Regions from separate parts of the Homo sapiens genome. Here region 1 is linked to region 2. A link is an interaction called in ENCODE POLR2A ChIA-PET data of the cell type or tissue named here. Cell type or tissue: PC-3. All regions are shown on one strand. Each heading gives the region's core, and the rest is flanking DNA. Links, peaks and the distances in the headings are about the cores only. Region 1 holds the start of SYT8 (synaptotagmin 8). Region 2 holds the start of KRTAP5-1 (keratin associated protein 5-1).

What was found. Peaks named below come from ENCODE experiments on the same cell type or tissue, not always from the same donor. Only the 100,000 strongest peaks of a DNase experiment are listed, where the experiment ranks them.
Region 1: POLR2A ChIA-PET joins it to region 2 with 16 read pairs; 2 of 35 experiments call an interaction of 5 or more read pairs at or near these places.

The regions. Positions count from the first base shown.
Region 1 is chr11:1,824,350-1,840,193 of GRCh38, reverse strand. SYT8 (synaptotagmin 8) reads right to left here and starts at 5,204. Exons shown (of 8, transcript NM_001394072.1): 1 at 4,995-5,204; 2 at 4,735-4,898; 3 at 4,210-4,308; 4 at 3,910-4,068; 5 at 3,602-3,769; 6 at 3,333-3,438; 7 at 3,104-3,237; 8 at 2,673-3,002. The coding sequence starts at 5,088. The coding sequence ends at 2,763. It overlaps TNNI2 (troponin I2, fast skeletal type), which reads right to left and starts at 1,213. Exons shown (of 8, transcript NM_003282.4): 1 at 1,161-1,213; 2 at 490-519; 3 at 339-345. The coding sequence starts at 497. RefSeq lists silencers at 1-57, 2,270-2,379, 7,346-7,405, 7,466-7,675 and enhancers at 6,014-6,627, 6,628-7,243. In PC-3, for the core only: CTCF peaks have their summits at 7,352 and 7,554 (motif pointing right); a DNase peak (open chromatin) is centred at 5,833; H3K4me3 peaks cover 988 bases; H3K27ac peaks cover 812 bases.
Region 2 is chr11:1,579,952-1,595,795 of GRCh38, reverse strand. KRTAP5-1 (keratin associated protein 5-1) reads left to right here and starts at 10,513. Exons shown (of 1, transcript NM_001005922.1): 1 at 10,513-11,454. The coding sequence starts at 10,547. The coding sequence ends at 11,383. The region is part of intron 1 of KRTAP5-AS1 (KRTAP5-1/KRTAP5-2 antisense RNA 1); the gene reads right to left. In PC-3, for the core only: no CTCF peak of the experiment used is centred there; a DNase peak (open chromatin) is centred at 6,365.

The sequences.
Region 1 (15,844 bases), core at 2,665-10,664, 240 kb before region 2:
GTGGCACATGGTGCTGGGAGGCCAGAGGCTGGGGGAGAGGAGGGCCAGTTGGGGGCAGGTCGGCCGGTGAGGTGGGGGCGGGAAGTGCAGGAATCAGAAAGAAGAAGTGATTCCCCTGTGACCAGGCCACAGCCACACTTCCCCTGCCCCAGAAGGCTTGGGGCAGCCACTTCCTCTCTTTCAGCAGCGTCTTGGTGGGTGGGTGGGGCACTTTTGCCAGCGGGGAGGGCCAGGCCATCTTCTCTGGGCCTTAGGGCCTTGAGGCTGTGACCTATGACCTATGCTGAGTTGGGGGAGCCCCCTCCTCGTCATGTTTTGAGCCCCCAGCAACTACTTACCTCCTCACTGTCCAGGGAGGGAGGACGCAGGCAGGACGGGGAGAGAAGACAGAGGTTAGGGCCATGGCTGGCGGGGTCGGAGTGTGTGATGGGGTGGACAGGGCAGGAGGTGGGCAGGGTCACTGTATGGGGGTACAGGGGTACCACTTACTCTCCCATCCTGAGGTCCTGAGCTTGGAGCCTGTGGGGAGAGGAAGACAGAGGTGTTGGCCAGGCCCTTGCCACCGTGATGCCTGTGCCCATCAGGTAGGTGGTGAGGGGTTCAGGGCTCCTGATGACAGCCCCCTCCCGCCCACCCCCTACTCTCACCTCCTCCCCCTACTCTCACCTCCTTCAAGGACAATGTCTTGGAATTCCCCAGGGTGAGAAGTAAGAGGAGAAAGTGTTCCCAAAATGTCCCAGGCATAGCCTGAGGAGCTGCAGCTGTCCCCGAGGGAGGGTGGGATGGGCCAGCGCAGGTGGCCGCCTGAGTGACGCTGTTATTTTTAACCCTCTCTCTTTGGCTTTGGGCCTAAGTGCATGGAAGAAATCCCTCCTCAGTTTGGCCTGGGGGCTCAGGTTCTGGGGCTTCTTGACCCCTAAACTCTCCTTCCAGGGTCCCCAGAGGTGAAGCCTGGTGGTCAGGGAGTGTCTAATACCTGCCTCTCGCTACAGCTGCCTCCCCAAAGCCTCTCCTTCTCACTCCCGGACCCGTGCAGGCCCCAAAGGGGGCTGCTGGTGGCATCCCCCAGGCCCCCAGACCCCCGCCCCAGGAAGTCCTCCCTCAAACCAGCTCGAGCCACGCCCTGTCCCCCGGCCTCGGCGGGCCGGGCTGGGCCTCACCTAGAATCTGGGCAGCAGGGCTGGGAGCGAGGTCAGGCCGGCAGCGGCGAGTTGGGCTGGTGGGCCCAGGGGGAGGGGTATAAATGGCCTCCCCCAGGCTGGGCCCCTGCTCAGAAAGGGCATAGAGTCCTCCTCAGACCAATGGGGGCGTGGAGAGCCACAGAGACCTCCCCACCTGTCCGGCCGCCTGGCCTGGCCGCGTGCTGCCGCCCAGTCCAAGAAGTCTTGGTGGGGGGTGCCGTGGCTGGGCTACTCTATTTAGGGCTCGGTGACGCGCTGGAGATGCCTCTGTCGTTCTCGTAAGGAGCCTGAGGACAGTGTCCCTGGCTTTGCCTGTGGCCTCAGCCGGGCACACAGCTCGGGTCAGCTGAGGGGTAGCTGCGAGTATCCACACCTCGCCTCAGCCCATCTCACCCGAGGTCAGCGTCCAGTCCACCAACCTGGCTGCTTGCTGGCGACAGCCACAGCCTCTCCCTGCGGGGCCAGCTCCCCGGCTCAGCCCCTGCAATGGGTTTCCCACTTCAGCCCAGGCCTGACCCCCTTCTGCAAGCCTGGCTTCTGGGGTGAGGCCTGGACCTCCAGATGTGGCCTTCTGGGCCCTGCCACAGTGGCCGAGGGCTGGGGGCTGCCCCCTCCCTGCGTGATGCTATCTTCCTGCCTGGGGAGCAGGACCAGGAGTGAGGGGCACGCCGCACGTGCCTCTGGGCCCCTCCCGCCTGCCCAGAACGCCCTGCTGCAGTCCCCTTGCCGGGCGACTTGGAACACATCCTTCAACCTAAGGAGAATGGCGCCACCTGCATTGGGAGCCTCTCACACCCGTGGGGGCTTGGGGCCCTCCTGGCTGCCCGGGCAGGCCTGGCATTGCCCTTTTCACCCAGGCCCGAGGCCATCGCCCCCCCAGCCCCCAGGCCCCCGCCCTGCAGAGGTCCCCTGGACCGTGACTTGGCACCCTCTCGGAGTGGGGGCTCTTGGCCCCAGCCCTGCCGGCTTCGCAGCCCCGTGGGGAGGATCAGAGGAGACAGCAGCGTGGAGGCCCCAGCCGCTAAGGCAGCCCAGATGTGTGGGGACTGGGAGGGGCATCCGGCCAGGACTGAGCCCCTAAAGGCCCCAGCGGCTTCCGAAGGCATCTGCTGCCCCCTGCTGCTCATGCAGGGAAGGCCCTGCAGCACAGGTCTCTGAGGTGTTGGGGGTCCTCCCTCCATGCTCACCAGCCCCCAGACACCATTGCCCACTCTGTCCCTACAGGGCTGGCTCTAGCCCGCCCCATCCCATGTGGTCCCGACTCTCTGGCCCCCACCTCCCCGGTCTTCCCAGGCGGCCCGGAGAGGGGAGATCTGTGCTCCCCGGGGAGGTTCCCCACCCCTACCCGAGGGTCAAGCAGGGACCGGTCAGAGGCCTCAGGGCCTGGCTGAGTCTGGAGAGGAGCCCCTCCCCCGTCCTTGTCAGGGGACCCTGGTGAGCGGGCCCGGGCCCTATTTCTGCATCCCCTCCAGGCTCCAGCCGGACACACAGTGGCAGGAGAAGGCGTTTATTGCAGTGGTCCTGCAGGGCGGCCTGGGCAAGTGCCTGGGCTCAGCGGGGAGACAGAGGCATGTGGTGCATTCAGGAGTGGGGCAAGGGCAGGCGCAGGCGAAGGCGGGGCTGCAGGGCCAGCATGCGGTCCACCTCCCTGGCTGGCCGCAGGGGGTGCCGCTGGGCAATGGGCCGCCGGGCGTGGGCCAGCATGTCTGCCCAGTGCTGCAGGGGCTGCCCCGAGGCCCGGGCACCCAGGTGCACCTTGCCTACGGGCTCAGTTCGGAGCGGCAGGCTGCGGTCCCAGACAGCCAGCACCAGGTCCACATTCTGTGCAGAGACAGGCCAGAGGTTGGAGTTGGGGGAGAAAGACCACAGTCATCGTGGTCTGGCACTGGGTCTCGCTCTGCCCCTGCCTCCCGGTGGCCCACCTGGACCTGGCTGAAGGGCACCAGGAAGGTGAAGGCCTCATTGAAGTAGGGGGCCGCCGTGCCCTTTTTGGTGGCTGTCTTTCTCTTCTTCCACTTCCTCTGGTTCAGCATGAGCTGGACCTTCACGTAGGGCTCTGGGAGGGCAAGGTTGCCGAAGGGGCATCCCAGGGCTCGGGGCTGAGCACGGGCCCCCCCTCTGTACAACAACGTGGGCAGGTGTGACCCTCACCTGCAAGTCCTGGACGCAGGCCTCGAGCCTCCAGCACCACCACGGTCAGCCGGCCTGAGCTGGGCACGTACCGGAGAGAGAAGCACAGCTCCCCGACCTGCTCGGGCTGTGGGCAGCAAGAGGGGCTTCAGCCCGGGAGGGTGATTCTGGCCGAGTTGGGGCTCAGACCCCCGAAAATGCTGCCCATCAGGCCTGTCTTTCCGATGGCCCATAGGGCAGGGTCCCTGCCAGCTCTGCCTTGGGCTGTGGCCTGGTGACCAGCACCTCACCTGAGTGGCAGCCGGCGGGCCCAGCAGGTACCAGTGCTCCAGAACATGCTGCAGATCCACGGTGCCCAGTGGCAGACGGAGCTCACCCAGGGGCTCATGCCCCGAGAAGCGCTTGAAGTTGAAAAGCTGCACCTGCAGGGTGGCCCCTGGCAGCTCCGCCTGCGGGATCTGAGGCAGCGGCGTGAGCCAGGCCCTGCTGCCCTAGCTCAGGCCCACCCAGCTGCCCAGGCCCACCCAGCTGCCCAGGCCCACCCAGCCCAGGCCCATCCAGCCGTCCAGGCCCACCCAGCCGACCATCCCTGACTCACGTGGAAGCAGCAGGTCTCGTCAAACACGGGGCAGAGCGTGCCTCGGTGCACTTTTGTCTCATGTCTGTGTCCGGCCTGGGTGGAGACGCTGACCCGGGCATAGGGGTCCACGGTGCCCCCAGGCCTCAGGTCGGCTGCCTGCCTCAGGCCCACCCTGATCTGGGAGCCAGCGGGGTGGGCTCAGCCAAGGGCCCCTGCCCTGTCAGCTCCCCACCACCCAGGGCATGGGGTCTGCCCTTCCCCCGTCACCCTTTCCGGAAACTCGCAGAACCGCTGGTCCTGCGCAGCGGGGCCCTTCACCTCCTGGCTTCCAAAGTCGAACTCCAGGGAGAGCTGCAGGCACCCCCATTGCTGAGCATCCCCCGGGCTGGACTCCAGGCCATCCACATCAGGTTGCACCTGGAGTGAGTTGGGACAAGGGGCAGGTGGTGCTGACATCATGCCTCATCAGAGCCCTGGGCTCCCGGGCAGCCCTTGCATGACATGGGTCAAGACCCCCCGCCTCCAGGCCAGGCCACCCAACAGGCACAAATCGTCGGCTTCGCTCTGTGAGACCGGCCAAACCCACCCAAAACGTGGCATCTGGGGTACCCCCTGCCTTCCTCAAGAACCCGCTGTGGCTCCCTCGGGCCCATGGGGCAGCCCCTGTTGCATGGCCTCCTTCTCACCTCTGTTCACCCACTTTCCCTGCCAGGAAGGTCCTCAACGCCCTGCCTCTGTGGGGGTTAAACCATCCCTGGGGCTGAACTCGCCTCGCTGCCCTGGGCTCTGGAGCCTGGATTTCAAGCCCTCTCTGGACTGAGTGAGCAAGGAGCCGCTCCTCACCAGGTGGGTGGTGGTGGTGCCGCGGGCACTGCCCAGACCCACGGACTCCTTGTCCCTGGGCTTCTTCCTGTGGCGGCGGCAGCAGCAGCAGGCAGCACAGAGGAGGCAGGAGACGAGGAGGACGCCCGCGGCAAGGGCGCCGGCAATGAGAGCCCAGCGGGGCCCTGGGGTAGAGGCCAGGCTGAGTGCATCTGTGGACAGCTGCAGCCCCCACTTGGCTGGGTTATCCCCACACCCCTCTTGGGAATCCCACAACTCACAGGGGGTCCCGGCGACAAGGTCTGGAATAAGCCCAGGTATAGCTGTGGTGCCAGCTGGGGCCGGGGCACTGGGAGAGACTGGTGGGTGCCCCATCTTTCTACCCTGCTGGTTTGGAAGAAGCGGCCCAGGAGGCTGGGTCAGCTGGGAGGGTGGCCCCTCCGGCCCCTGCCCGCTACCCCATCTGACTAGCAGCAGCCAGTGCTGGGTCTGCCAGGGCAAGGAGGCAGCACGGGGTGGCCAGGGGCGAGGGTTCTGTGCAGCAGGAAGCTGAAGGGAGGGAGGCTCTGGACCCTGGCCAAAGCTCCAGCTTAGCTGCCCAGGCCCAGCCTCCCAGCCACCTCCCAGCAGCCCCCAGCCCCAGCCAAGCAGGCAGGGCCTGGGCAGCCTAGTCCCTGCCTTCACCGGACCTCAGAGCACCCTTGCCCCCACTGTAGGATGCGTCCTCCACCAGGAAGCTCTCTCCCTCCCTGCTTCTCTCTCCTGGGCCCTGGACCCTGGGCCCTGCCTGGGGGTCCCATCTCATCCCTGGGGGTCTCATCTCTGCGGTCCCATCACTTCCTTGCCTCTACCCCAGCACGCACCACAGCTGGGGCCCACCATGGTTTGCCAGCCATGCAGGTGGAGCATGTTCACTGCAGCCCCCAGGAACTTGGAAGCCCAGAGGGGTCTGCAGGGTCATGGCGGGAGGAGCAGGGCTGGCTGTCGGCGGAGCTCACTGAGCAGGCCTGGGCTAAAGGTGCATTCCTGGCAGGGGCTCAGGGCCGCAGCGCCTGAGGATGAAGGTGAGGTGGTGGCAGGTAGGGGCAGGGTGCAGCTGGGAGCGGCCAGAACATTCCACACACACTGACTCAGCCGCTGCCTGGACTCGTCCACCTGCCTGCCTGGCCACCCTTCGGCATGTGGGTGGGAAGGAAGGTGGGGCGGGCGCAGCTGCTGGCCCCTGTACCCGCCTGCCTAGGGCCTGGGGAGGGAGCACACCTGGCTGGGCTGGCTCCTGTCACCTACAGGCAGGGGAACCAGGGTGCTACATGGGGCCTACGGTGACCCCAGGCCCAGGGTGACTCCCCAGCTCAGCTCTTCCCTGACTCCACCCGCTCCAGAGAGCAGCAGCCAGCCAGGAGACTCTGTTCCTCCACATTGGCGCCTCCCCTGCTTTGCCCACAAGAGCCTGGGACCCCTCTTGCCATGTCCAAGTCAGCCTGGCCTCAGGGGCCCAGCCCAGGCCATCCCATCGGGAATAAGCAGCTGTTGAGGCCAGATACCCTCACCTCTGCAGCCCCCCAGTCTGGGGCAGAGCAAGGAGACAGACAGAAAGGGACCCTGCCATGACTCCAGACACACACACACACACACACACACACACACACACACACACACACACACGCACGCGCACACAGCATCAATGCCCCACTCCCTGGCAGGCTGGGAGAGGCAGCTGCACTCCCAGAACGGACCCAAACCCCCAGTGTTCAGATGAGGGGGCTGCAGCTCAAGGAGGGGAGGGAGGGTCCAGGTTCCAGCCCCACACGCATGTTGACCCTGTGAGGTCAGCAGGCCAGGTGTTTTACAGACGAGTGGACCGAGGCTGGGAGCTCTAGTTTTGTGGCTCTGGAGGCCAGCATGGCCTGGGAAGCCCAGCCTGTCCCCAGAACACAGGGGCCAGCACAATGGAGGGATTATAGGTACAAAAAGGAGATGCGGAGGTCAGGGCCAGCTTTCCAGGCTGCACCCTGTGCGCAGGGCCCCATGCTCAGAGGGGTCCCTGCTTGGTTTAATGCGTGCTGGGGCCATCTTGAAATTCTTAATTTTGGAACAAGATGCTGCACATTTTCATTCTGCACTGGGCCTCACAAATGACGGAGCTTGTCGAGTTCGGGGGACCCTTTGGGTGAGTCCCCTGCAGATGCAGTGTGGGTGTGCAGTGAAGCTCACGGGCCTCGGCAGCCCCTCAGCTCCTGGGGGACACTCCCAGGTGGGTCCGGCGTCCCACACGTGGCTGGCGGAGCGCTCCTACTGGTGGTGGCTGATGGAATGGGCTGGGTCCGCAGGGTCCCTGGAGCGGGACTGTGCCGGCCAGATTCAAACAGGCCACTGCCTCCTCCCTACGTGGAGTTTCAAGGCAACTTCTCTTTTTGAAATGTCAGAGCCTGTATACATGCTGAGATTAAAGTAGCTTCACTCCAGATTTTTATGGTTGAGATTCCGGATAAGTTGCCAATACAGAATCTCCATCTGTGAGTGCGGGCATGTGTGCGTGTGCGTGTGCGTGCGCCCCTCCCCTGTGCCCCCGCTTTGCTGGCGTCCCCCCTCCTTTAGTCTAAGAACAGTCAGGGCCGGGCGGGGAGAGCTCCCCTGCAGTGATTTGCCGCGGCCGGCCAGCGGCACTCCCGGGCCAGCCTGGTGACCTTGTCCCCAGAGGAGCACAGGGGCCACCCAGAAGCTGCTCCGGAGAACCCCAGGACCCTGGGGGCGCTGGCTGCCGATGCTGGGGGTCCCAAAGCCTGGGGAGGTGCGGGGTCCCTCCGGACCGCCGGGACCCCAGGGAGGTGCAGGTGCAGCGGGCGCATGGCCACCAGGTGGCGCCGTCCGCCCCTCGGGACCCGGCCTCCCTCATGGCTCCCGGGGACAGTGCCCTGGAGACCCTTGGGCGCTGGGGGCTCTCGGGTCTCCCCTCCCAGATCTGGGAATCCCCCGCCCTCCCTGCCTGAGCCTCCCGGGGCTGCTCTCCCCGTTGTCTAGCTTTGGCTGTCTGTCTCCTGTGGCCCTGCTGGGAAAACCTTCTCTGGGAGTTCACGCCATGTTTTCCCAGGAAAGGGAGACGGTCCCTCCTCCCCGGCTCCCCCCTGGCCACCGCTCCAGCGGGCTCCTTAAGGCTCTGGAAACCGGCTCCTCTCTCCCCACGAAGGCGGCTGCTCTGCTCCTGCAGCTGCCAAGCTGCTTAGAAGGCCTCTCCGCATCCCCATCCGACTCACCCTCCAAGGCCAGCGTGAGCCCACCTCTTCCAGGGAACCCTCCCTGGTCACCCCAGGACCCCCAGACCTGCCATGACGTTTTGTGCTGAATTCCACCCCGTTAGGGCCCCCAGCCCCCACCAGGCAGAACGGGGGTGAGCCCCTCCTTTAGACTTCATGTTAGCCCAAGGCGGGCACCATTTCAGGCTTGCTAATGCTTCCCTCCAGGGTGAGTCTATACGGAATGGTTTCTGCTTCCGTGGGAACACCTTTCCGTGAGCCCTTCCTCTGGAAAAGCAACGTTTCCCCGAGTGCTGGGGCTGGCAGCCCCCCAGGTGTAAATGCTCTCACCTGACGCCCACCACTTCCTGTGGCCGGCCAGCCACCAGGCCTTCCTCTCAGACACCCGAAGGCGGGTCCAGCTCTCGGACAGCACTGCCTCTGGTGACGGGGAACTCTCTCCTGGGGTAGGAGGGGGTGCGGGGGCCAGGGCTGCAGGAACCCCACCTTGTGGCCGGAACTGCTGGCCCGTGATAGCTGGGCAACTCCCTTTGGGAGGAAGGTCTCCCCAAGACGCAGAGGCTGAGCATCTGGGCTCCAGCCTATTTCCAAGGGTCCCTTGGGGCTGGGGGCACCCTGAGCCCTACCTAGCTTTGCAGGAGGGGGCGATGGGCCCGTCAGGCTGGCCTTGGTGAGGGGCAGCAGGAGGTGGCCTGGCTGAACCTGGTTTGAGCAGGTTCTGCACGACGGGGAGGGGTCCTGAGGTGCAGGGCTGCCTGGCTTGGAAGAGGGCATCCTCAGGTGCTGTGGGCTGGGGGGAACCAAGTGTGAGGAGGGTAGGGGCCGGGCGGGGGCTGCCCTGGGCAGTGTGGGGCAGGGGGCTCACAGAGAGCCAGGTGGGCCGGCTTGGCTCCGCCACTGCCTCTGCTTCCAGCCCCAGGCACCTTCGGGCCATTCCCCTCTGTGCCTTTGTCTCCTGCTGGGCTGACCCAATCCCTTGAGTTCTTGGTTTCCTAATGAGTGATCCTCTTATCAGCTGGCCCCCGGGTGAGTGGCTGGAAGTCCTCACTCTGGTCTAACCTCAGTGCCTCTTGCTTCAGTTGGACCCCCGAGCAGAGCCTATAGCCTAAGCTCCTCTCCCTCTGCTCTGCCAGTTAGTCTGGTCTGGTCACTCTAGTCAGATCCATGACTTGGGCCTACCGAGGAGCAGCCATCCCAGGTCAGGGCGTTCCCTCAGAGCCCTTATCTGCTGGTGGTTAATGCTTAACGGGAAAACCTGTCCCAGCGGGGCCGGCCCCACGGGGCTGGTCAGGCAGCAAGTGTGGAGGACATAGCCCAGGCTCCGAGGATGCTTTCGGGCCACAGCAGGAGGACGTGTGGGCATGCATGTGCACGTCTGGGCCCGTCCGGTCACACGCGGCCCTGGGCGTGTGGGGACTTGTACGTCCTTCTGGTGTTTGCACAGGGTATGGGTCTGTCTCCTAGTCTGACTCAATCTGGGATGAGAAGGGCCAGAGGCTGCCCTAGTGGGGCTTTTAGGCAAGCAAGGGGACACATGCAGGGGGTGGCTCGACGCTGGCCCCAGGGTACAGCTGAGCTACGTGCCCTGCGCGCGGTTCTCTGCAGCCAGCTGTGTAGGGGCTTTGTACTTTCCCCAGTATATGGGCGCCTTCACAGCCAGACTGGCGTCTGAGGTTCCAGGGCAGGAAGGAGAAAACCAAACAGAGCTGGAGCCCGAGGCCAGTCCCGAGGCCCCGAGACGGTGGCTTGGCAGCCAGCAGCCTCATGGAGACCCTGGTGGGGCTCCTGGATGGGGACGCTTCCTCTGAGGTCGCCTGGGGAATGCTTGAGGTTGGACTGCAAAGCAAGCGCTGGCTCTGGGGAGCCAGGAGTCACTGGCACACAAAGAAAAGTGTGCTGGGTGAGCGCGTGTTTGCCCCACCCACTCTGACCCCAGCTGCTGAGCCCTGCAGGGCTGGGGCACCCTCATCAGCTGGGGCCCGGGATGGCCGGGGATGGGGGAACTCAGCTTGCCACAGTTCTCTGTGCTTTGGGATGCCCTATGCCCATTCTCTGTGTCTTAGCTTGTGTGTGCCACACTCACCTTTCATGCATACTGTCTGTGCCTCTTCATCCCGGGAGGCTGTACCCCATCAACCAGGCATCTGGGGAGGCTGCACCCCATGACCTGAGCCTCTGGGGAGGCTGCACCCCATCACCGAGCCTCTGGGAGGAGGCTGCACCCCATGACCTGAGCCTCTGGGGAGGCTGCACCCCATCACCGAGCCTCTGGGAGGCTGCATCCCATGACCTGAGCCTCCGGGGAGGCTGTACCCCATGACCTGAGCCTCCAGAGAGGCTGCACCCCATCATCGAGCCTCCGTGGAGGCTGCACCCCATCACCGAGCCTCTGGGAGGCTCTGCTCCGTCTTGGGCATGGGGGTCTGCACCCTCTGAACATGGCTGGTGCTGATTCCATGGGCTCAGTTCCTATCCTCTGAGAATCTGCATCTGGATTTTGGTGATGAAAACCCCATGTCTTGAAGTGTCTGGGTGGCCACCCCCGTCACCTGGAAGTCTGGGGGCATGTAACCCACTCCTCAAATGGCTGGTACTGCAGCCACCATGTCAGAGGACGGGGGTTCTCCCGGTCCTCCCCGCATTGACCTCATCTCCCAAGGGCCTTGGGGACCTCATGGCAGGGGCCTGATCCCCCACAACTTTTGTGTGGACCCCATTTACCTTGTTTAGGGGGGTCTGTGTTCATGGGGAACCCTGGCATCAGCATCTTTACACCCCACGCCTGAGAGTGCCTGGGAGACACAGCTTGGGGACCTGAGTGCCTGTGCAGCCCCCTCCCTCATGCCCAGGGCCAGGTGACCTGCCCCTCCTTGGTCTCCTGTTGTCACCAGGGTGCCACGACAGCGTGCCCCCCACCTGTTGAACCCTCTGAATCCCCCATGACACATGGTACTTAAGCCTGGGTGTCAGCCCAGGGCCGGGAGCCTGGTGCCTCATTCCTGTGGTTTTGGACGTCCTGTGCTCCAGGCATCTCACTGCTGGGTGCACCTCCTCTGCCCTCGTGTCTGCCCTGTCTGAGAGCTGCTCATTCCCATGGCTCTGTAATGTGCCTCTGAGGAGCTGAGCTTCCACCTCAATTCACTGACATCTAGACACGTGTACCCCATTATTCTAAATACCTAGAGCCCTGTACTCCATTGGTGTCAGTGTGTGGGTTCCTGTCCCCATCAGCCTGAGCATCTGGGTCTCTGGACCCCATTACTGTCAGTGTGTGGGTTCCTGCACTCATCAGCCTGAGCGTCTGGGTCTCTGGACCCCATTGCTTGGAGGCTTGGGCAAGTTTCTGTCCATCCGCCCTCTTGACAGTTCTGGAGCCGGAACGCTAATCACTCGAATACCTGGATGACAGAGAAACGGGCCCTGATACCCCACTTGTCTGAGTATCTGGGCAGCGTGGATCCCAGGACTCTGAATGTCGTGGTGCCCTATATGTCAGAAGTGAGGTTATCTTACCCTGAGAGCTCCGGCTGTCTCCTTCCACCCGAGGGGCTGGTAACCCTTTCTGCAGCTCTCTCAGCGCAGGTGCAGCGGGTGCTCCTAGCCCACATTTCTGAGTGGTGTGTGTCTGGAATCCTCTGAGAGTGTGGGTGATATTGCACACATCTGCAAAGGTGCCCCCAGTCCCCTGAGGACAGAAAGCATAGCCCTTATTCACCCACGTGTCTGGACACACACCCTCCCTTCTGGTCCCACTGCAGGGGGCCCTCTTATTGTGAAGGTTCAGGTCCTGCAGACCCAGTCACTCAGACAGTTTGGCTCCAGTACCTCCTTACCTGAGTGTCCGGCAGCTGACTGGGTGTCCTACCCCCTCCTCCGACCATCTGAGTAGTGAGGACTTCAACCATCACCCTGACGGGCACTCTGCCCTGGGTTTTCGGGTCTCGGGACGCTCCACCCCAACCCTCTGTGCGACGGCTTACCTCGCCCCCTGCAGCGTCGGGAGCTGTGCACCCACATTCCAAGCCCTCGAGCCCCCCTCTTCTCTAGCTGCTTGAGGGCTTTGATGCCTTGTACCCTGTCCGTCAGGGTCTTCAGCAGCCTAACCCCCACTGCCTGCCTCGAACGCAGATGCATATCCCAGGTCGAGGGCCCCAGTGCCAGTTCCAAGTTCCCCTGTTTCTTTGGACGCCTGCTGCCCTTTCATCAGCGGCTGTCTCGGCCGTGGGAGCTACATTCATCCCTGTCCAGACACCCCTGTGCCCTATTCACGAATTCTCAGCTTCATCACCTAAGCCTCCAGGGGTTTGTGCCCCTTCCTCAGAGGCCTGAAGTCCTCACAATCCCAGAAGCATCTGAGAGACATGAACCCCACTGACCCTAAAATTGGGTGCCTTGTCCCCCCACGACCCTGCACAGCCAGCGACATGCCCTTTGCCTGTGACTGTAGATGCCCATCTGGAATCAGGGTGCCGTCGCTCATACACCCCTCCTGAGCATCTGGACCACGTGTCCCCGTGAGTCTGAGTATTGGGGTGCTCTGCTCCCCATTCATCAGGGGTTCTTAGCAGTGTGTGCCGTCAGCCACCTGTGCCCCGCACCTCACACAGGCCGAGTCCCAGGCTGAGGGCCCCCAGTGCCGGTTCCAGGTCCTGCTGCATCTTTGGACACCATTCACCGGTGTCTCGGCCTGTGTGAGCCCATTCACCCTTGTCTCGGGGCCTGGGTTCATGCGCAGCTCCGGGCAGTCTGCACCCCATCCGCCCACGTCTCAGAGACAGTCTGTGCATTGTCGCCCTGTTCCAAGAACAGCTGCCGTGCAGCCAGCAGGCACATTCCAGGGTTTGGCCAAAAGCCAATGCAAACCCTCATACTGCTGGCACTAGCAGCACCGAGTGGGGGCAGACGCAGGGACTGACCTAGGTGGGGCACGAGGGGAGAATGGGGACCCACAGTTTGGAGCCGTGTGCTCAAAGCCTTCCCTGTACACACAGGGGCCTGGAGAGCAGGGGGTGTCGGGGTGTGGGAGCCCAGTCCCCGACAGAGGCATGTCCTGGACCAGCTGCCAGAGGGACCAGCGAGTGTGCAGGCTGGAGGAATGTTCCAGGGCCCTCCACCGCGTTGCCATTTCCTGCCCAGGCTGCCTTGGCCACCCACCCACTGGCTGCCCGGGCTGGGACACATGGCGGCCTGGCTGTCAGATGTGTCAGCATCGCCTTGGGACAGGGTCCCAAGGCCAGAGAAGTGGGGGACAGAGGCAGGCAGTAGGGGTGTGACACCTCTGGGGGCTGCAGACCCCTGCCCCTGCTCCAAACCTGGCTGGGACGCTGGGTGCTGTGAGGCTGTGGCCCAGGGAGGGAGCCCATTGGAGCCCATTGAAACCCGCGCCCCCACCCACTCTGACTCTTTGCGGGAAGGCCCTTCGCTCAGCCTCCCAAGTTTCCTGGCAGTGCGCTCCCTGGAGGTCAGAAAATGACGTGGTGTGCATGCAATGTCTCCTGTCCTGGGGATTCCTGGGGTCACCCTGGAGCTGCCCCAGCTTTCCAAGCCCTGTGTGAGTGCGAGCTGGGTCCTACCCACCAGGGCCCCCGTGGGAGAGATGAGCGGGCAGGCTATGGGATACGCAGGGGCCGTCTGGGCTCTCTGGGAGGTGGATGGGGGGCTGTTCAGGTTTTCTGGGGAAGAAGAGGAGGCCTAATTCAGGCTCTGTGGTGGGCAGGGTGGTTTGTATCCCTGGATAGGAGGGCAGTGGGTCCCACCCTGTGGGGTCCCCACACTTAGGACCCGGAAGTCGCAGTTGACCCCCAGGTTGGAGAGCCCCGGGGCCCCCACCTGTCCTGGTGCTGCATCCTCCCTGCCCCGCCCCCTTTCTACTTGCTCGGGATTCCAGCCTCGTTCCCACGGCTGCTGGCCCCACACTCTCCAGGCACCCCCAGCTCAGGGGCAGACCAGAGGTTTGGCTTTCGGAGCCCCCCGGGGTTCCTGGTAGGATGAGCCAGGAGCTCCCTTCAAGCAGGTGGGGGACTTGCAGGTGCGACGGGGGCTTTTCCACACCTTGACCAGGCTGGACCAAAGCCCCGCGGCACCGCCTCCACCATGCACGCACCTGCCGTGAGCAAACGCCCTGCGTGCAGGCCCCACTGTGGGCAGACGTCACTGCGTACAGGCATCACTGCATGTAGGCGTCACTGCGTGCAGGCCCCACTGTGGGCAGACGTCACTGCGTGCAGACGTCACTGTGGGCAGGCCCACTGCGTGCAGGCCCCACTGCGTACAGGCATCACTGCGGGCAGGCCCACTGCGTGTAGGTGTCACTGCATGCAGGCATCACTGTGTGCAGACATCACTGCGGGCAGGCCCCACTGTGTGCAGGCATCACTGTGTGCAGACATCACTGCGTGCAGGCCCCACTGTGTGCGGGTGTCACTGCGGGCAGACCTGGGGCAAGGGTTGTGTGACACAGGAGTCCAAGTAAGTGGCTGCTGGGCTCAGAGAATAAGGAAGGAGCCAGGGTCACCCACGGCCCCCAGCCCCACCCTGGCTACAGAGTCCTCCCTGCAGTTCCAGAGGGCCCCTCCAGCCAGAGGGTTTCGGGCCTGGAGCACGTGGCATCCTGAGGGCCGCACTTCTCCCACTGCCCTCGAGCAGGCTTGGTGCATCTGTGATGCGGGTCGGGGCTCCTCGTTGCCCAAGCCCTGACTGGGGCCCCCCACCTGCCTGGCCGGTGGGCTAGGGGTTGAGTCCCAGCTCCCCTGAGTTGGCTCCAGGGTGGCTCAGGATCCAACCCAAGGTGCCCTCAGGGCCTTTCTCAGCCTCCCCCATGGGCATCCCCAAGGGTGGCTGCTGGCCGGGGATGACCGACTGGCCCCAAACAAGGCACCTCTGCCATGGGGGTCCCAGCAGGAAAGCCTGGGCTGCACGGGGCAGAGGTTGCTGGCAGAGCTGGATCATTTGGGCTCCAAGCTCCCCCTGCTGTCTGCTGGCCGCTCCTGGAGGTGGCCTGACCTCCGGCTCCCGCCCGACCCCTGCTCCCTCCCTGCCCTACGGGCCAGACTCCGCCTGCTGCCTCCCAGCCCAGCCTGCCGGCCTGGCAGGCGTTCGGGCGCCCCCTTCCGTACACAGGCCTCTCGCAGGCCTCTCCAGTGCAGGCCTGGACCCTCCTGCTCCCAGGGGCGCCGTCCTGGGACCCCTGACTGTTCAGAGCCTTCCTCCTGGGGTCCCTCTCCACAGGGGCCCTTTTTCTAGATAAAAGTCTCTGTCCTGGGAGCCTGGTCTGCACAGAAGCCTCTGAACTGGGGTCTCTTTGGAACAGCTCTCTGCCCTGGGACCCTCCGTCCCCAAAGGAGCTCAGAGCAGGGCAGTTCGTGACCCCAGGAGATCCAGATCATCCTGGAAGGGGTTTTAGCTTCCTGATCTCAGATGTTCCCCTCGCCCCCAACCCAGAGGGTCACCTTAAGTCCTTGACATTGAGGCATGAGAAGCCACCACTGAAGTCATCTGAGTGGCTGGGAGAGAAGGAGAAAAAGACCCAGCGAAGCCGGAAGGCCACCCAGCATGTCGGGGTCTGTGGAAGTTGGCAACCCAGCAGGACTCATCTTCCCTGGGGTGACATGGGAACACCAGGCCTAGGCCCACACTTCGCGGAACAGGGGTGCACAGACTGCCCATGTCGGGGTCCAGAGGGGCCTGCCTAACACTAGGCATCAGCTTGCAGGCGGAAGAGGACAGGAGACCCTTTCTGGCAGTGTCAGCCCCAGCCCTCACCTGTGAGTGTGGGCGCTTGACCCACACAGCCTCACACACACGCACACGCCAGGCACGGGCACACTGCTACGCACCTGTGCACACAATGCACGTGCACACTCACCCACGCACACACG
Region 2 (15,844 bases), core at 3,103-11,102:
CCCCCAGGGTTTCAGTGTCTGTGCAGGAGAAAGCGAAGAAACATCTAACAGAGACGAAAACAGGGGAACCTCAAAAGAGCCAACAGGTGTGTGCTGGAAAAGCGCAGCATGAATTTTGGATTTGGCTCCTGAAATGGGGAAGGTTTTCCTCCCTCTAGTGGTGAGTGGGTGCAAGGGCCCTCGGTAAGTCCCTAGAGGCAATGGAAGAAAGCTAGGAAGCCTGCCGTGAAACAGATCACAGTGGTAGCCTACTGTTTCCAAAGGAGCTAATGAACAATGAAAGGAAATGATACCAGACATAAATAAGGCCGGGCGCGGTGGCTCACACCTGTAATCCCAGCACTTTGGGAGGTGAGGCAGGAGGATCACTTGAGGCCAGGAGTTCAAAACCAGCCTGGGCAACATAGTGAGACCCCCACCTCTACAAAACATTTTAAAAACTAAGTGGGTATGGTGGTGTGTGTCTTTAATCCCAGCTGCTAGGGAAGTTGAGGCGGGAGGATTGCTTGAGCCTAGGAGGTTGAGGCTGCAGTGAGCTATGATCCTGCCACTGCACTCCAGCCTGGGCAACAGAGTGAAACCCCATCTCAAAAAAAGAGACATAAATGAACAACAAAAGTCATAAATAGAAGAATTGCTAAATGAGGGGACATCACTTAAGAGAAAATTAGAGTTAAAAGAAATCACTCTAGAAATAAAGTCTAAAGTGGGACAAACGTATGAGTAAAAAAGTACAATAAATTTTAAAAACCAAAAAGAAATGAAGAACTAAAAAGGATTCAAGAGACAATGACAAAAATTGAAAAGAAGCAAAGAAGATCCAAGACTCCTAACCAAAGTCATGTATGACAGTCAAACAATTACATAAAAAACTAGAATAAAAAAGCACTAATCAAAAAGAACAGAAGAGAAAAAGAAATATAGATCAGGTGATGCAATAGAAAATTCAGACTAAGAACATAGGTTTTAAACCCAAATATTTCAGTAATTATTTCACAAGTAAATGGACAAAATGCTCTAGTTTACATATAAAGATTGCTAGACAAGTTTTCTTAAAAAATGTATAACTAGATGTAAAGTCAAAAGTTGCATCTAAAACATAAGGATTCAAAAATGTAAAAAAAAAAAAAGAAGGGGGGGTAGAAAAAGACATAACATGCAAAGCAAGCTATACTAATAGTAGGCAAAATAAAAACAAAGGCCTGGCTGGGTGCAGTGGCTCACACCTGTAATCCCAGCACTTTGGGAGTCTGAGGCGCACAGATCACCTGAGGTCGGAAGTTTGAGACCAGCCTGACCAACGTGGTGAAACCCAATCTCTACTAAAACTAACAAAAAAAATAGCTGGGCATGGTGGGGCACGCCTGTAATCCCAGCTACTCAGGAGGCTGAGGGAGAAGAATCGCTTGAACCCAGGAGGCAGAGGTTGCAGTGAGCCAAGATCACGCCACTGCACTCCAGCCTGGGCAACCAGAGTGAGACTCCATCTCAAAAAATATATATATACATATATATATATATGCATGCATCATATATGTGCTGAGAATTTTATAGATCACAATCCTCAGCTAATGAATCCTATATAGACATTGTTTTTATTTAACTTTTTTCTCCTTCATTATCCCAAGTCCCATCATCCTCTCCACCCATAGGCATCCATCCTTGCAGGTATCTTTCCAATTCATCTTCCATAAGTTATTTACAAACATTTGCATATAATCATGACAAATATGTAGCATTTTTCAATGTGTATGTATTTGGTTTTGGTTTTGTTTTTGAGACAGGTCTTGCTCTGTCACCCAAGCTGGAGATAGAGTGCAACGGTGCAATCTCAGCTCACTGCAACCTCCACATCCCGGGCTCAAACGATCCTCCTGCCTCAGCCTCCCAAGTAGCTGGGACTACAGTCGCACCTCCACACCTGGCTAATTTTTGTATTTTTTGTAGAGATAGGGTTTCACCACGTTGCCCAGGCTGGTCTCGAACTCCTGGACTCAAGTAATCCACCTGCCTGGCCCTCCCAAAGTGCTGGGATTACAGACGTGAGCCACTGTGTCCAGCCTTGTGTATGTTATTTAAATTCATGATGGTTATAAATTCTGTTCTGTTTCTTGCGTTTTAAGCAAATCTGGTGCTTTTGGCATGTATTGCTACATGAAAATACAATGCATTATTTCTGGCCACTGAAGTGTGTTCCACTAGATTCCTGCCCCCCATTTCCCACATCCATCACCCTTTTTTGAGCTCTTTGCTGCCATATAATCCACCATGATGAATATCCTCATTGCTCAGCATAACACCCAGGAGTGGTGAACCTAGTGAATGAGTTTTCAATGATCAATGAGTGGGATGCTGAAATGGGGAGCCTGGGAGAACAGATTTCTTTTCCTTTTTTTTTTGAGATACAGTCTCATTCTGTCGCCCAGGTTGGAGTGCAGTGGCACGATCTCAGCTCACTGCAAGCTCTGCCTCCTGAGTTCACGCCATTCTCCTGCCTCAGCCTCCTGAGTAGCTGGGACTACAGGCACCCGCCACCACGCCCGGATAATTTTTTGTATTTTTAGTAGAGATGGGTTTTCACTGTGTTAACCAGGATGGTCTCCATCTCCTGACCTTGTGATCTGCCCACCTTGGCCTCCCAAAGTGCTGGAATTACAGGCGTGAGCCACTACACCCGGCCCCAGATTTCTTGAGAAGTATCTGTTTTGGAAGGAAGGCGACTGAGGTGTTGATCAGTGCCATATCTACATCTTCTTCATCAATATGGAATGATGCTTTCATGATCTAAAAAGGCAATAGCCATAGAATGAATGTGCTTCCCAGAATCAAAAGGCCATACCAAAAAAAAAAAATGCAGTTTATAACAACCAAAAATATTGCTCCTCCTCAAGGCTGTGTACAGAGCTAGTATATTTGTGTGATGGATGGATCCCATTACACTGTATGTGCTTGAAAGGCAGAAGTCACGTAACGACTCCCGCTGTATGCTGCAGGTAAGCACATAGCTGCTCACGCCTCTCACTAAATACCACGCGCTAAATGTAACATATCAGTAAGACTGCAGGTGTTTCCATTCTCTTCAAAAACCAGGGGCGTTTTGTTTTCATTGCTTAACTCTGATTAAAAATAAGGTTGAAGGTCTTTTCGCGTCCTCACTAGCCATCTGTGGGTGGTCTATTCCTATGCTTTGCCCACTTCTCCACTAGGTCTCCTGCCCTCTTCTGTTGATTTTCAGGGTTCCTGTCTAGACATTAGCTTCTAGGGGTTATAAATATGGCAAATGGCAAATATCTTCTCCCAGTTGATCAATCTTCTTTTTTTTTGAGACGGAGTTTCACCTTGCTGCCCAGGCGGGAGTGCAATGGTGCAATCTCGGCTCACTGCAACCTCCACCTCCCAGGTTTAAGCAATTCTCCTGCCTCAGCATCCCGAGTAGCTGGGATTACAGGCATGCACTACCACACCTGGCTAATTTTGTATTTTTAGTATAGATGGGGTTTTACCACGTTGGTCAGGCTGGTCTCGAACGCCTGACATCAGGTGATCTGCCCACCTCGGCCTCCCAAAGTGCTGGGATTACAGGGGTGACCCACCACACTTGGCCCCAATCATCTTTTAATGGTTTTTTTGTGGGGTGATATCCAGACATATATCAGTAATTTTGATGTGGTTAAATACAGCATTTTCCTAATTACTGTTTATGTTCTGGGGATCATATTTAAGAATTCATTTCCTGACCCCAAGATAATAAACACAATCTCCTATATTATCTTCCACTCTTTTTATATTTTCCTTTCACTTTTACATATCCTTTTAGGTCTTCAATCCATGTGGATTATAGAGGGTGTGAGGTAGGCATCTAATTTTAATTCTCTGCATAGAGTGAGCCATCTTCCCCATTCAATTTGTTAAAGATTAAAGCTCCTCTGGCTGGGCACGGTGGCTCACGCCTGTAATCCCAGCACTTTGGGAGGCTGAGGCAGGTGGACCACCTGAGGTCAGGAGTTCGAGACCAGCTTGACCAACACGGAGACACCCCGTCTCTACTAAAATACAAAATTAGCCAGTGTGGTGGTGCATGCCTGTAATCCCAGCTACTCGGGAGGCTAAAGCAGGAGAATTGCTTGTACCCGGGAGGTGGAGGTTGTGGTGAGCCAAGATCGTGCCATTGCACTCCAGCCTGGGCAATAAGAGTGAAACTCTATCTCAAAAAAAAAAAAAAAAAAAATTAAAGCTCTGCAATAGATGGGTCTTTTCTGGGTTCCTGTTCTGTACTTCTAACTATTTATCCATTCATGTGCTAGTAGCAAACTGTTTTAACAACGAAGACTTTATTATGCCTTAATATCAGGCAGAGACTACCCCTTCTGAATATTATTCAGGAGTGTCTCAGTTATTCACAAGTTTGCACATAAATTTTAGATCTATGGAATAATTTTCAGAATTAAATCCTTCTGGAATTTTAATTGAATAAAATCCATTGAATGTATGAATATAAGAAACTGAACTTTTTATAATGTTAAGACTTTCCACCCATGAACATGATATATTTCTCCACTTATGACGGTCTTCTTTTATTTATTTATTTTTTTGAGATGGAGTCTCACTCTGTTGCCCAAGTTGGAGTGTAGTGGCAAGATCTCAGCTCACTGCAACCTCCGCTCCTGGGTTCAAGCCATTCTCCTGCCTCAGCCTCCCAAGTAGCTGGGATTACAGGCATGCACCACCACACCCAGCTAATTTTTGTATTTTTAGTAGAGACAGAGTTTCATCATGTTGGCCAGGCTGGTCTTGAACTCCTGGCCTCAGGTGATCCACCCACCTTAGCCACCCAAAGTGCAGGGATTACAGGTGTGAGCCACCACGCCTGGCCAGATTGTGGACTTTTAAATAGACAAACTGTATATGCACATTTATCTCAATAAAACGGTTTTCTTTTTTTAAAAAAGACACATGGGGGCCAGGCGCAGTGGTTCACGCCTGTAATCCCAGCACTTTGGGCAGCCAAGGCAGGCGGATCATGAGGTCAGGAGTTTGAGACCAGCCTGGCCAGCATGGTGAAACCCCTTCTCTACTAAAAATACAAAAAATAAAATAAAATAAAATAGCTGGGCATGGTGACAGGCGCCTGTAATCCCAGCTACTTGGGAGGTTGAGGTAGAAGAATCACTTGACTCCGGGAGTTGGAGGTTGCAGTGAACCAAGATCTTGCCACTGCACTCCAGCCTAGGCAACAGAACAGGGCTCTGTCTTAAAAAAAAAAAAAAAAAAAAAGACATATGGGGACATGTAGTAGATTTGACATTTGTCCAACTAGAGATGAGAGAGACTCGGGAGAGGTGAGACAGGGAGAGTCTCCCAAGGTTGAAACTGGAACCCTCGGTCCAGGAAGGACATGGCATGAAGCAGGTGGGAGAACCAAATGTGCAAGCCAGCTTCCACAGCAGACATGGAAGGCCAGGGACTCCAGCCTGCACAGCAGACACAGAAGGCCAGGCAGCTCCAGCTTCCACAGTAGACACGGAAGACCAGGACTCCAGCTTTCACAGCGGACACAGAAGGCCAGAGACTCCAGCTTCCACAGCAGACTCAGAAGGCTGGGGACTCCAGCGGAGGGGCAGAGAAAGTGACAGCAGCAACAGACGAAACAGCCGCCAGTGACACCTTTCAAGCACTGAGGAATTTTGTGCCAACCAAAGCATTATTCAAAAGTGAGGGCAGGCCAGGCATAGTGGCTCACGTCTGTAATCCCAGCACTTTGGGAGGCCAAGGTGGGAGGGTTGCTTGAGCCAAGGAACTCTAGACCAGCTTGGGCAACTTAGAGAGACCCCATCTCTACACAGAAATTAAAATTAGCTGAGTGTGATGGTGTGCCTTTGTCATCCCAGCTGCTGGGGAGGCTGAGGAGAAAGGATGGCTTGAGCCCAGGAGCAGGAAACAAGCCACCTCCATGTGAAAATGCAGGCTGTCTACTGATGAATGCTCGGGAGGAGCAGGAAACAAGCCACCTCCATGTGAAAATGCAGGCTGTCTACTGATGAATGCTCGGGAGGAGCAGGAAACAAGCCACCTCCATGTGAAAATGCAGGCTGTCTACTGATGAATGCTCGGGAGGAGCAGGAAACAAGCCACCTCCATGTGAAAATGCAGGCTGTCTACTGATGAATGCTCGGGAGGAGCAGGAAACAAGCCACCTCCATGTGAAAATGCAGGCTGTCTACTGATGAATGCTCAGGAGGAGCAGGAAACAAGCCACCTCCATGTAAAAATGCAGACTGTCTACTGATGAATGCTTGTGAGGGAACTTCCGGAGGATGTTTTCAGGAAGAAGGAAGCTGAGCCCGGAAGGAAGAAGTATGGTGTAAGCAAGAACCACGCCTAGAGTTGTTGGTGGATGTGTGGCAAGTTTAAGCAAATACTGACTATAAATAAACAATGATGAGCAATGTGAGAGGAGCTAAGACGCTGGAGAAACTCCCACAGCTGACACCGGAGGGGCTGGGCAGGGGAAGAAGCTGTCCCCAGCTCCCTGCACAACTCTCAGCAGGGGAGGAATAGAGGGCCATCACGTGTAGACAACATTTGTTTAAAAATACACATGAAATGCATAAGGTTGCTGCTAAAAACAGGAATAGTGTATATAACTTCTAAGTCAGTCAAAGCAAAACAAAATAAAAACAAAAACAGAACCTTAAAAACTCCATCTAAAAGAAGAGGGGAAGGAAGCACTACCACAGGATGGTGAAATGCAAAGGGTGGTGGGAAGCAGCCCACGTATGTCAGAAATCACAGCAAACCCCACAGGCTTAGCTCATCGGGTAAAGAACAGAGACCCCAAAATATGGGAGCTTTTAAAGCAGCCCCACAGTAGTTACCTCACCCAGAAGCTTGCAGAAAGGCTGAAAGAAGCTGAATGAAAATGACTGCAGAAAAGGGAGGGAGGGAGGGAGGGAAGGAAGGAGGGACAGATAGAAAGCCCAGATGGCAGTGACTCTCTATCGCACGCCTCCTGGCCTGACAGTCCACGTCCAGCAGACAGTCACGCACCCCAGCACCCGCATGTTTAGAAAGTGCAAAAAGAACAATGGAGAAAATAAAGATATGAGCAGAACTAAATAAAAATGTTTAACACATACAACAAACAGAATCAACAAAATCAAAAGCTGGTCTTTCAAAAGACAAAGAAAATCAACAATATTTAGCAAAACCAATGAGGAAAAAAAGGGTCGGGCAGGAGAAAGAGCATGTATAACCTGAAGCAGGGATGAAAAACGGCAAATAGGCTGGGCACGGTGGCTCACGCCTGTAATCCCAGCACCGTGGGAGGCCAAGGCAGGTGGATCACCTGAAGCCAGGAGTTCGAGACCAGGCTGGCCAACATGGCAAAACCCTATCTCTACTAAAAATACAAAAATTAGCCAGGCATGATAGCAGGTGCCTATAATCCCAGCTACTCGGGAGGCTAAGGCAGGAGAATTACTTGAACCCGGGAGGCAGAGGTTGTGGTGAGCCGAGATCACACCACTGTACTCCAGCCTGGGTGACAGAGTGAGACCCTGCCATAAAAAAAAAAGAAAGAAAAGAAAGCAAATAATGACAAATTTAGCAGCTATTAAAAATAACAGGCTACTAAGCCAGGCGTGGTGGCACACGGTAGGGATTTGTAGTAGTCAAATGTGGTAGTCTGTAGTAGTCCCAGCTACTTCAGAGGCTGAGGACCACTTGAGGCCAGGCGTGAGTTCGAGACTGCAGTGAGCTATGATGGTGCCTGTGAACGGCCACTGCACCCCAGCCTGGACAACATAGCAAGATCCCATCTTCAAAAACAGAGGCAACTATGAAAAGTACATCCCAATAAATTTGAAAAACTTAGAATAAATGACATCTATGTTAAGAAGAAACACAGGAGGATGAGGCAGGAGAATTGCTTGAACTCGGAGGCAGAGGTTGCAGTGAGCCGAGATCACACCACTGCACTCCAGCCTGCGCAACAGAGCGAGACTCTGTCTCAAAAAAAAAAAAAAAAAAAAGAAGAAGAAGAAGAAGAAGAAACAAAAGGCTGGGCGCTGTGGCTCTCGCCTGTAATCCCAGCACTTTGGGAGGCTGAGGCAGGTGGATCATGAGGTCAGGAGACCAGCCTGGCCAACACGGTGAAACCCTGTCTCTACTAAAAATACAAAAATTAGCTGGGTGTGGTGGCACGTGCCTGTAATCCCAGGGGAGACTGAAGCAGGAGAATTGCTCAAACCAGGGAGTCAGAGGCTGCAGTGAGCCGAGACCATGCCACTGCACTCCAGCCTGGCAACAGAGCAAGACTCCATCTCAAAATAAAAGAATCCAGAAAATTCAAAGAACTTCAGACACCAATAAAAATAATAATGATCTTGGCCAGGTGTGGTGGCTCACACCTGTAATCCCAGCACTCTGGGAGGCCGAGGTGGGTGGATCACTTGAGGTCAGGAGTTCAAGACCAGCCTGACCAACATGGTGAAACCTTGACTCTACTAAAAATACAAAAATTAGCCAGGTGTGGTAGCACATGCCCGTAATCCCAGATACTCGGGAGGCTGAGGCAGGAGAATTGCTCGAGCATGGAAAGCGGAGGTTGCAGTGAGCCGAAATCGCACCATTGCGCTACAGCCTGGGAGACAGAGCAAGACTCTCCATCTCAAAAATTAATAATAATAACTATCTCAATTTTGTAAAGTGGGCCAAGGACGTGAAATTAACGAGACTCTAATGACAGGTGACCATATGGAAAGAGGCACAGCATGGCTAGTAACCAGGAAGAGGGAATATTAAACCACAGTGTGTAACACTGTGTTACACACCCACATGAAGGGTGTAAGTTGACAGTTGCAAGTTTTGGTGGGGGTGCCAGGAAACAGGAGCTCTCTGGCAATGCTGGTTGGACAGCAGCTGGCTGGGGGGATCCCTTGGGAAGACAGCTTGGTAACAAGAACCTCCTGACTTTCAGGCACCCACACCTGCAGGAGGGGTTTTGGGCAAGAAAGTTGCAGCTTGCTTGAAATAGCAACAAAAAGGAAACAAAAGGTCCATCAACAAGTAAATGGATAAGTCAATGTATATTTAGAAATCAGAGAAAACAAATAAATTAAAACCATATGTATCCCTAGAGAAAATCTCTTTAGCCTAACACCTATTTTTTTCAAAAGCAATTTACAGAAAGAGAAATACAGTGTAATACCCATTACATAAAGTTTTCAGCATGTAAAATTTTTTTTTCTTTTTTCTTTTCTTTTTTTTTTTTTTTTTTTGAGATAGAGTCTCACTCTGTTGCCCAGGCTGGAGTGCAATGGCGTGATTTCAGCTCACTGCAACCACTGCCTCCCAGGTTCAAGCGATTCTCCTGCCTCAGCCTCCCGAATAGCTGGGATTACAGGCACATGCCACCATACCTGGTTAATTTTTGTATTTTTAGTAAAGACGAGGTTTCACCATGTTAGTGAGGCTGGTCTCAAACTCCTGGACTCAAATGATCCGCCCACCTCAGCCTCCCAAAGTGCTGAAATTACAGGTGTGAGCCACCGCGCCTGGCCACAAAACATTTTTAAAGGAACATACATATTAAGTAGGAGTGTGAGGACCTTCATGAGAGTGGTGAATTCCAAATTCAAGAAATTATTAGGGTGGGACAGAAACAATATGGAGAGATGGAGGAACAGAGACTTCATTTATTTATGCCATTTTTTCCCAAGTTGAGTAGGGTTTTTTTTTACATTTTTTAAATATATTACTCTTTATACCATCGTTCAACTAAAATAGATCACTTTTTTTTTTTTTTTGAGACAGAGTCCCGCTCTGTTGCCCACACTAGAGTGCAGTGGTGTGATCTCTGCTCACTGCAACCTTCACCTCTGGGTTCAAGCCATTCTCCTGCCTCAGCCTCCCAAGTAGCTGGAGTTACAAGCATGCACCACCATGCCTGGCTAATTTTTGTATTTTTAGTAGAGATGGGGTTTTGCCATGTTGGGCAGGCTGGTCTCCAACTCCTGACCTCAAATGATCCACCTGCCTCGGCCTCCCAAAGTGCTGGGATTACAGATGTGAGCCACCACACCCAGTTAATTTTTGTGTTTTTAGTAGACACGAGATTTCACCATTTTGGCCAGGCTGGTCTCCAACCCCTCACCTCAAGTGATCCACCTGCCTAGGCCTCCCAAAGTGCTGAGATTACAGGTGTGAGCCACCATGCCCAGCCTAAAATAGATGCTTTTGTAAATCCAGTGTGACTCTGGAGTCAACAGGGAGAGGCTAGACCCTTGGGGGCCTCCATTAAGTCTGGACACAGATTCAGCAAGAGAGCAGCAGCCCACTGAGCAGCCCATACACCAAGGGGCGGATTTCTAGAGGAAACAAGAAAAAGGGGCCCTAAAAATGGCACAAACAGGAACCAGGAAATGTGTGCCCAGCCTCACACATGACCCTGGGCAGGGATATAAAGGGTCCAGGCTCAGGGAGCTCCACACCTGCACCTCCCTCTCACCTGCTCCTCTACCTGCTCCACCCTCAATCCACCAGAACCATGGGCTGTTGCGGCTGCTCCGGAGGCTGTGGCTCCAGCTGTGGGGGCTGTGGCTCCGGCTGTGGGGGCTGTGGCTCCGGCTGTGGGGGCTGTGGCTCTGGCTGTGGAGGTTCTGGCTCCAGCTGCTGTGTGCCCGTCTGCTGCTGCAAGCCCGTGTGCTGCCGTGTGCCAACCTGTTCCTGCTCCAGCTGTGGCAAAGGGGGCTGTGGCTCTTCTGGGGGCTCCAAGGGGGGCTGTGGCTCCTGTGGAGGCTGCAAGGGGGGCTGTGGCTCTTGTGGGGGATCCAAGGGGGGTTGTGGCTCCTGTGGGGGCTCCAAGGGGGGCTGTGGCTCTTGTGGGGGATCCAAGGGTGGCTGTGGTTCCGGCTGTGGGGGATGTGGCTCCAGCTGCTGTGTGCCTGTCTGCTGCTGCAAGCCCATGTGCTGCTGTGTGCCAGCTTGTTCCTGCTCCAGCTGTGGCAAAGGGGGCTGTGGCTCCTGTGGGTGCTCCAAGGGGGCCTGTGGTTCTTGTGGGGGCTCCAAGGGGGGCTGTGGCTCCTGTGGAGGCTGCAAGGGGGGCTGCGGTTCTTGTGGGGGATCCAAGGGGGGTTGTGGCTCCGGCTGTGGGGGCTGTGGCTCCGGCTGCGGTGTGCCCGTGTGTTGCTGTTCCTGTTCCAGTTGTGGCTCTTGCGCGGGGTCTAAGGGAGGCTGCGGGTCATCCTGCTCCCAGTGCAGTTGCTGTAAGCCCTGCTGCTGTTCCTCAGGCTGTGGGTCATCCTGTTGCCAATCCAGCTGCTGCAAGCCCTGCTGCTCCCAGTCCAGTTGCTGTGTCCCCGTGTGCTGCCAGTGCAAGATCTGATTTCTGGCTTTGCAGGACTCTTACCATGGCCAGGCATTCCTGCCCAGCCTTTACCTCCTTTTCCTGGCACCCAGTGAGCCAGACTCTCCTTCCCCACCCACTACCCTATCTCCCACCCTCCTGCCTTGCCAAGCATGAACACTTCTCTTTGACCTTCTACCAAGAAATGCCATGGGCCCATGCATCCAAGAAGAATGACTTTCAAGGCCTCCCTTCCAGGCATCTGGAGACCAGCCCCCCACCGCCCCAGCCACCTGCAGCAAATGCCTATCCGCAAGCCCTGCCTGCTGGCACCACATCCAGCACGGACAGCCCTGCAGGACAGCCCAGGGTGCTTGCTCACTCTGCAGTCACTAGGAGTTCAGATCTCTGTCCTTTAAACATCCAATAAACCGCTCACCCCAGCACCCCATAGCTGTCTTGGTATATTTATGTTTATTTCCCTCTCGAGGCAGGTGGGGGGCATCTGTGGCTACACTGGGTCCCCTGGGAACCACACACACACACACACACACACACACACACACACACACCGGCCCTGAACCAAACCGGAGCAGGCAGGTGGGCGCCCTGGCCAGCAGGGATCCTGGATACATGGTGGCGGTCAGAGGCAGGAGCACCAGCAGCCACCTGGCTCAGCCCCTTGCCGTGCAGCCTCTACCACACCCTCTCAGCATCTGGCTCAGGGCGGGGGTGCCTTGCCTTGATCAGGCAAAAGCAATCACTAGGGGGTCATCATGGCCTGTTACCACGCGGTCTTATTCTCTTTGGGCTGATGTAACAGAACACCATGGACTGGCATGTACAACAGAAGTGTATTTCTCAGGGTTCTGGAAGCTGGCAGTCTGAATTAAAGATGCCGGCGGCCAGGTGCGGTGGCTCATGCCTGTAATCCCAGCACTTTGGGAGGCCGAGGGGGGCGGATCACCAGGTCAGGAGATTGAGACCATCCTGGCTAACACGGTGAAACCCCCCTCTCTACTAAAAATACAAAAATTTAGCCGGGCATGGTGGCAGGCGCCTGTAGTCCCAGCTACTCAGGAGACTGAGGCAGGAGAATGGTGTGAACCCGGGAGGCGGAGGCTGCAGTGAGCCGAGATCGCGCCACTGCACTCCAGCCTGGGCTACAGAGCAAGATTCCGTCTCAAAAAAAACAAAAAACAAACAAAAAAAGCCAGAAGAATGCAAATATGACATTCCAGAGGGGATGTATATGGAAGGTCAGCAATCCCATTGCAGCAACCAGAGAAGGCCACATTAATTACAGAACTCAGATGGTAAAATAAATAAATAAATAAATAAATAAATAAATAAATAAATAACTTCAGGAAATCCTACCGTATGTATCTTACCACAATTTTTTTTTTCTGAGATGGAGTCTCACTCTGTTGCCCAGGCTGGAGTGCAGTAGTGTGATCTCCACTCACTGCAACCTCTGCCTCCTGGGTTCAAGCTATTCTCCTGCCTCAGCCTCCTGAGTTTCTGGGACTACAGGCATGAGCCACCATGCCCAGCTAATTTTGTTTTGTTTGTATTTTTAGTAGAGATGGGGTTTCACCATGTTGGCCAGGCTGGTCTCAAACTCCTGACCTCAAGTGATCTACCTGCCTCACCCTCCCAAAGTGCTGGGATTATAGGCGTCAGCCACTGCATCCGGCCCACAATTTTGAAATACCGGAAAAATGTATCTATAAAAAAGACATTGGAGAACTGTAGAAGCAACAAGAACCAGATGAAAACATTCAGAGAGAGCCCTTCCAAGATGAGCTGAATGTCGGCTTCTCTCCCTTTAAGGAATTAACCAGTGCTGGGTATGAGCTGAGCCTCGGTCCCACTGGGGAAGAGGAATTCTACTGGGAGAAATACCCAGCAGGGCTCTTGGCAACCACAGGGGCTGGAGCAGAAAACTGGGACATTTGCAAATTTCTGGGGAGGCTAAGAAGTGAGGCCTGAGGCCTCCGCAGGTGCGCTGAAGTCTCGCATAGCCTTGTGGAGCTTAGTACACAGAGCTTTTCTAGAGGAAGGGGTCCTGCCCCAGGCACAGGTTAATCTGGCCCTTAAGACATTTTCCAAATTTTGAAGCTGCCTGAGCAGACAACTAAAGAGCTAAGCCTGTACCTCAGGGAAAGAAGTGACTCTCTGACAGCCTGTCAGGGATAAGAAGACACGGACTGGCCAGGCTCTTAACCAAAACTCCAGGAAAGCCACACAGAGGGACGATTGACTGAAGTGGCCCAATCCCTAACTGAGCGGGTAGACGAAATGTTCAGCTCCTCTCCCTGTCTGCACTAGAGAGGGAGGCCACGTGCTCACTGTTGGAAGAGAGCAGCTAGACCCCCACAGTCCTTAGATGGAGACCCCCACGGTCCCGAGATATAGACCTCCACGGTCCTTAGATACAGACCCCCATGGTCCTGAGATATGGAGCCCCACGGTCCTGAGATATAGACCCCCACGGTCCCGAGATACAGACCGCCACAGTCCTTAGATATAGACTCCCACAGTCCCTAGATATAGACCCCCACGGTCCCTAGACACAGATCCCTACGGTCCCTAGATACAGACCCCCACGGTCCTGAGATACAGAACCCCACGGTCCCGACATATGGTCCTTAGATATGGACCCCCACGGTCCCGAGATATAGACCCCCCACGGTCCCGACATATGGACCCCCATGGTCCCTAGATATGGACGCCACGGTCCTTAGATATAGACTCCCACAGTCCCTAGATATAGACTCCCACGGTCCCGAGATACAGACCCCCACGGTCCTGAGATACAGATCCCCACGGTCCTGAGATATGGACCCCCACGGTCCCTAGATATAGACCCCACGGTCCTTAGATATAGACTCCCACAGTCCCTAGATACAGATCCGCACGGTCCCTAGATACAGATCCCCACGGTCCCTAGATACAGACCCCCACGGTCCTGAGATACAGAACCCCACGGTCCTTAGATATAGACCCCCACGGTCCTGACATATAGACCCCCCATGGTCCCAAGATATGGACCCCCACAGTCCTTAGATATGGACCCCCACGGTCCCGAGATATAGACACCCCCACGGTCCCGACATATGGACCCCCCACGGTCCCTAGATATGGACCCCCACGGTCCCTAGATATGGACCCCCACGGTCCTGAGATACAGAACCCCACGGTCCTTAGATATAGACCCCCACGGTCCTGACATATAGACCCCCCATGGTCCCAAGATATGGACCCCCACGGTCCTTAGATATGGACCCCCACGGTCCCGAGATATAGACACCCCCACGGTCCCGACATATGGACCCCCCACGGTCCCTAGATATGGACCCCCACGGTCCTTTGAGGCATACCTCTGACAGAAAGCACGAGATACAGGACACAGCAGGAAACAGTGATCAATAATCATGCGGAAAGCTAACAGAAGAAGCAGATTACAGATAAGCCACATATTGGAGTTAGGAAACAAGGGCTTTAAAATAACTATGATTGGGCCAGGCACAGTGGCTCACGCTTGTAATCCCAGTGCTTTGGGAGGCCGAGGAGGGCGGATCACCTGAGGTCAGGAGTTCGAGACCAGACTGGCCAACATGGTGAAACCCCATCTCTACTAAAAATATAAAAAGTAGCCAAGGGCCAGGCACGGTGGCTCACGCCTGTAATCCCAGCACTTTGCGAGGCCGAGGTGAGTGTATCACAAGGTCAGGAGTTCAAGACCAGACTGGCCGACATGATGAAACCCTGTCTGTACTAAAAATATAAAAAGTAGCCAAGGGCTGGGCACAGTGGCTCACGCCTGTAATCTCAGCACTTTGGGAGGCCGAGGCAGGCAGATCACAGGTCAGGAAATCGAGACCAGCCTGGCCAACATGGTAAAATCCTGTCTCAACTAAAAATACAAAATATTAGCCGGGTGTAGTGGCATGCGCCTGTAGTCCCAGCTACTCAGGAGGGTGAAGCAGGAGAATCGCTTGAACCCGGGATGTGGAGGTTGCAGTGCGCCGAGATCGCACCACTGCACTCCAGCCTGGGCAACAAGAGCAAGACTCTATCTCAAAAAAAAAACAAAAAAAAAAGTAGCTGGGCATGGTGGTGGGCACCTGTAATCCCAGCTACTTCGGAGGCTGAGACAAGAGAATTGCTTGAACCTGGGAGGCAGAGGTTGTAGTGAGCCAAGATTGCACCATTGCACTCCAGCCTGGGCAACAGAGCAAGACTCCGTCTCTAAATAAATAAATAAAACAATATTCAATGTCCTATAAAATTTTTAAACTTTGTGGAAGTAAAATATATGACAACAGCACAGAAGTCAGGAGAGGGATAAACAGAATTAAATAGTTGTAAGGTTCTTGCCTTGTTTATGAAGACACGAGATTATTAACTGATAATATGTTATCATAATCTCTGGATGGGTGCAGAAGCTCACGCCTGTAGTCCCAGCACTTCGGGAAGCCAAGGCAGATGGATTGC